Linked DNA regions of Homo sapiens: region 1 is linked to region 2. Evidence: read pairs that join two places in POLR2A ChIA-PET (ENCODE). Cell type or tissue: GM12878. All regions are shown on one strand.

Region 1 (2,500 bases), 73 kb before region 2:
AGGTGAGGGAGCTCTCTGGAGCCTCTTTTATTTTTTATTTTTATTTTTTTGAGACAGGATCTCACTCTGTTGCCCAGGCTGGAGTGCAGTAGTGTGATCACTGCTCACTGCAGCCTCCATCTCCTTGGCTCAAGTGATCCTCCTGCCTCAGCCTCCAGAATAGCTGGGACTGCAGGCACATGCCACCATGCCCAGCTAATTTTTTTGAATTTTGGTAGATACAGGGTCTCACTATATTGCCGAGGCTGGTCTTGAACTCCTGAACTCAAGGGATCCTCTGGCCTCAGCCTCCCAAAATGCTGGGATTACAGGCGTGAGCCACTGTGCCTCTTTTACAACGGCACTAATCCCATTCATGAGGGCTCCACCCTCATAACCTAATCACCCCCAAAGGCTCCACCTCCTAATACCATCACCTAGGGAATTTGGTTTCAATATATGAATTTAGGGGGACACAGACATTCAGTTTCCAGCAGGGATGCATGCTGCCCCTGAAGGCAGAGAAACAAGCCTCCAGGACTGTTCCCAGGGCAAACCTCCCAAGGGGCATGGCAGGACCTTGGCAATCTGCATGGTGGCTGGGAAATGCATCTGCCTCTTTGCAGGTGTGTGACCTCGGGTGGGTAGCCAAGATCTCACAGCCTCCGTGTGCCCATTTGTGAAGTGGCGACAGTTACATCCACCACAGATGCTATGAGGATTCATGAGTCCCCACATATTAGGGACCTGGCCCAGGACAAGCCCTCGTGGTTGGCACACAGTGGAATTTAATGGCACTTGCCTCCCCTTTCCACAGCAGCACTGCCTCGAGCTGCTGCCCTGTTCTGCCACCTCACATCCTGCAGGCCCCAGAGGTGTTTCCTGGGCTGTAAGATGATATTGGCCACAGGGACCTTATTTAATATTCTATCCTACCTTAGAAAATTGGGGCCACCTCTTTTCTCTTTCATTCCCCTCCCCTCCCTAGACAGGCCCCACTTAATCCAAAACATAGCTTCTCTTCTACCATTCTCCGTCTCACAGATAGAAAATCTTTTGATTGCTGGCAGGAGAAAGTCCCAATGCTGCAGTGGGGTCCTGATGCCCCGGGCACTCTCCTTCCTGGCGTGGGCCCATCCCTGCAGGCCTGCTAGCTGCCCTGCAGTCCCTCTCAGGATCCACTGGACAAGCAGTCTAGACAGTACGTGACTCTCTCTGCATCTCAGTCCCAGGAGTGTGGGATGATGTCATCCTACCCGTGCTGGAGGTGTTTCTAGCCCCAGGCGGGAGGAGGAGTCACGGGGCACAGTTCTGGTGTTCTCTGTCGGGTGACTTCCCCACCACAGGGAAGTTGGTGACAGATGACAGCAGAGCAAGTCCAGATACAACCTGCAGCATTGGTCTGGGAAGGGACAGGAGAAAGAAAAGGCCTCAGCAGGGCTTGCCTCCCAGCTGCCCGGGCAGAATCTCCATTCTCTTCAGGGTCCATTCTGTAATCCCAGTTCACTTTGAACTAGAGCCTAAATTTGGTTGCTCAAGACTCTCCCTCCTTAAAAAATAAAAGCAGCCCTTGCCGGGCCCTCACCAGTCTCCGGCAGTGAGCACAGTGCTGCTTCTTGCAAGGGCTGTCCATTCTTGTGGTCTCCCCTTCTTCATGTCTCACTTCCACCTTGGCTCACTGACATCAGCCTCAGTCCCCACGCTTCCTCTGACACTGCTCTCACCTAGATCATGGGTGCCTCCAAGTTGCTAAGTCCCAGGGGTCTGGCTCAGTCCTTACCGTTCCAGAGTTCTCTGATGCCCCTGACACAGTGCTAGTGACTATCCCTTCTTGAAAAGCTGCCCCTCGGTTTCCATCCTGCCTCTCTTCTGGCCGTCCTCCAGCCCTTGGCTATTTCTTTGTCTCCTTCACAGGCTCCTCCTTCCCCTCTCACCCTTTAATGACACACTGACCACAGGGCCCTGTCCTTAGCTCCTGTTCTTCTCACTCAGGGCTATTTCTGCAGTGAATTGCATCCACCAGCCACCTCAACCTGTTGTTGTTGTTGTTGTTGTTGTTCTTCTTCTTATTATTATTATTATTTTAGACAGGGTCTCACTCTGTCACCCCAGGCTGGAGTGCAGTCGGATGATCTCGGCTCACTGCAACCTCTGCCTCCCGGGTTCAAGCGATTCTCATGCCTCAGCCTTCCGAGTAGCTGGGATTACAGGCACCCGCCACTACCCCTGGCTTATTTTTTTCTATTTTTAGTAGAGATGGGGTTTCACCATGTTGGCCAGGCTGGTCTCGAACTCCTGACCTCAAATGATCCACCTGCCTCGGCCTCCCAAAGTGCTGGGATTACTTTTTTTTTTTTTTTTTCAAACATGGGGTCTTACTCTGTTGTCTGGGCTGTAGTGCAGTGGCATGATCATGACTTACTGCAGCCTCGAACTCCTGGAATCCAGTAATCCTCCCACTTCAGCCTCCAGAGCAGTTGGAACCACATGTGTGTGCCACCATACATAGCTGTTAAAAAAA
Region 2 (2,500 bases):
TGAATTCCTTTTACATACATAAAATACTTTGCATTTATAGCATATGTTTTTTAGTACTTACTGTCATTGCCACCATAACTTTAAGTGTGATTCTTAAGATAGACATTGTCACAATTCTGTTACCTGAAACCTGTCCCTGACCAGCTTTGACCCTCGCCTTGCTGAGGTAAGGTTTATGATAGGGCCTGTGGTCCCTTCTGGCGCAAATGTTTCCTGTGAAGTGGCTTATGACTGGTTTTCCCTTGGATAGCTTACCCATTTGGATTGGTTCCTTTTTTTTTTTTTTTTTTTTTTAAAGACAGTTTTTTGCTCTTGTTGCCCAGGCTGGAGTGTAATGGTGCGATCTCAGCTTACCACAACCTCCGCCTCCCGGGTCGAAGCAATTCGCATGCCTTAGCCTCCCGAGTAGCTGGGATTACAGGCTTGCACCACCATGCCCGGCTAATTTTTTTTTTGTATATTTAGTAGAGATGGGGTTTCTCCATATTGGTCAGGCTGGTTTTGAACTCCTGATCTCAGGTGATCTGCCCACCTCGGCCTCCCAGAGTGCTGGGATTACAGGTGTGAGCCACCGCGCCCGGCCTTGGATTGGTTCTTAAATAGGAGAAGGTTCATGATGTGAGGACACAGGGTGAGGCAGACATCCCAGAGTAACCTTAAAGGACAGAATATTTTAAAAAATTTTAAAAAAAAGAACAGAGGGATAAGTACTTAGGACATGAGTAAGCCCTCAGTCTTACCCAAGCTTAGTGGCTTCATCCTGGTTTCTCAGTACACTGAGGCAGTAGGAGGTGATGGATTCTGCAGTTCTTAGAGTGCAAACTATTCATATTAATAATAGCCACCATTTCTTGGATGCCCTCTGTGTTGCAAGCACCATGTTAGATGCTTTAAAGATGTTATCTCATTTAATCCTTTCAACCCTGTGAGGTGGCAGGTATCATTTCCCTTTAGCAGATAAGACACCAGAGGTTAGAAACTTGTCCGAGGTCATACATTTAAGCTGAGATTCAAATCCACTGGTCCTGGCTCTCACCTGTTAGGTTGTTGCTCTCTGTTAACTAGCTATGTTCATTGCATTTCCCATTCTTTGGTCTTCTGCTAAGCTACAGATTTCACAGGACAACTGGGTTTTAAGCAGGCATCTTGAATCTGCATTATCAGGATTTTGTTAAGTTTCGACTTACTGTGGAAGTTGGTTACAGCTCTACCTTAGGTTCCTGTGTTTGAGGAAGTTGAAGTCATCTTCAGCCCTGTGCCAGTTAACTCCTGAAGCTAGATATTTTGTGACGCCCTCTGAATCTGCCCTCTTTGCTGTCTGAAATGAGTTGGGAGGGCATCCCTTGGGAGTTTTTTTCCTTTCCCCTTTCTCCTGCTCAGGTTTCAGGCAGCCTGCCCTACCAAGAGTTCCCCAGGAGCTGGTTCTTTCCATTGCCCTTTGCCTAGAGTGCTGTTCCCCCACCAGTGCTGCATGTACCTATCTTCTCAGGAGTTAGTCAAGGCCCAGCTGAAAGCTTCCTTGAGCCCTTGGCTGGCTTGCACTCTTTTCTCTGCTCTTGGGACCTGCTCCTGTATCCGTGTGAGCCTAGGATTTCTGTCTTCAGCCTTCTGCTGGATTATATGCTGCTTGAGGGCAAGCACTGTGTCCTAGTTTCCTTATAGTTCCCAAAGTGCTTGGCACACTTGGTAAATATTTGGATAAGTACACCAGTCTCTAAGGCTGAAAGGGCTTTTATTCATGTTCCACGAGTCTATCTCACCTTGTTTAGATTTAACAAAAGTTGTTGGGGTGTATTCTGTGTTTTAACAGAAAGCTAAAATACCCTTAAGCCAGTGATTAATCTGTGGGGTGATTAGTAAAGCTTTTGCCTCCAATTTTGTCTGAGTTAGGGTTAAGCAATGTTCCTGAGTCCCCTCCTTCTGTTCTACTTTTGTTCTGCTCTGTGTGGTAAAGAGTGGTAGAGTATCATGTCAGAGAGCTGTTTTGACAAGTTTATATTGCATGTCTTAGCTACAGGCACCATGTGTAGTTTGCCCATCCACACAGGAAGGATGTTGCAGATTTCCCAGAACTTTGAGGGTGACCTCCAATAATTTGGGATGGGGGGCTTTGCCAGTGCTTTTATTCTGTATTGGTTGGAAATAGACCTTTGCTGTTTTGAATTCATCCTCTTTCACTGCTTGCCTTCTCCCTTTCATGTCCTATTAGGGAGTACAGGAGCTGCTTCACTTCCTCTTACTCTGCTTATAGGATAACCCAAAGCGCTGGTGGCACATCAGCAGTTCCCAGGTTGTCTGCAAAGGTTTGGTGTTGATGGCAGCTCCCTAGTGAGGTGTTAAAAGACTATAGGAGGAGGAGCCAGAAGATGTGTGTTTTGGGTCCAGCTCCATCAGGCTTTGGCTATGTGATACTTGGCAACTCCTGATCCTGAGTTTTCTCAAGTACAGAGTGAAGCTAGAATACCTGGGTTCTGGTAAGGATAACTAAAAATAATCTGTG

What was found. ChIA-PET counts read pairs that join two places held together with the same protein. Peaks named below come from ENCODE experiments on the same cell type or tissue, not always from the same donor. Only the 100,000 strongest peaks of a DNase experiment are listed, where the experiment ranks them.
Region 1: POLR2A ChIA-PET joins it to region 2 with 6 read pairs; 6 of 35 experiments call an interaction of 5 or more read pairs at or near these places.

The regions. Positions count from the first base shown.
Region 1 is chr15:84,913,917-84,916,416 of GRCh38, forward strand. All of the region lies in intron 9 of SLC28A1 (solute carrier family 28 member 1), which reads left to right. Among named protein-coding and RNA genes, the nearest start is that of SLC28A1, 31 kb to the left of the region's middle. RefSeq lists an enhancer at 1,402-1,601. In GM12878, no CTCF peak of the experiment used is centred here; DNase peaks (open chromatin) are centred at 1,255 and 1,686.
Region 2 is chr15:84,987,194-84,989,693 of GRCh38, forward strand. All of the region lies in intron 1 of PDE8A (phosphodiesterase 8A), which reads left to right. Among named protein-coding and RNA genes, the nearest start is that of PDE8A, 6.6 kb to the left of the region's middle. RefSeq lists enhancers at 735-824, 855-944. In GM12878, no CTCF peak of the experiment used is centred here; a DNase peak (open chromatin) is centred at 1,112; H3K4me3 peaks cover 644 bases; H3K27ac peaks cover 1,889 bases.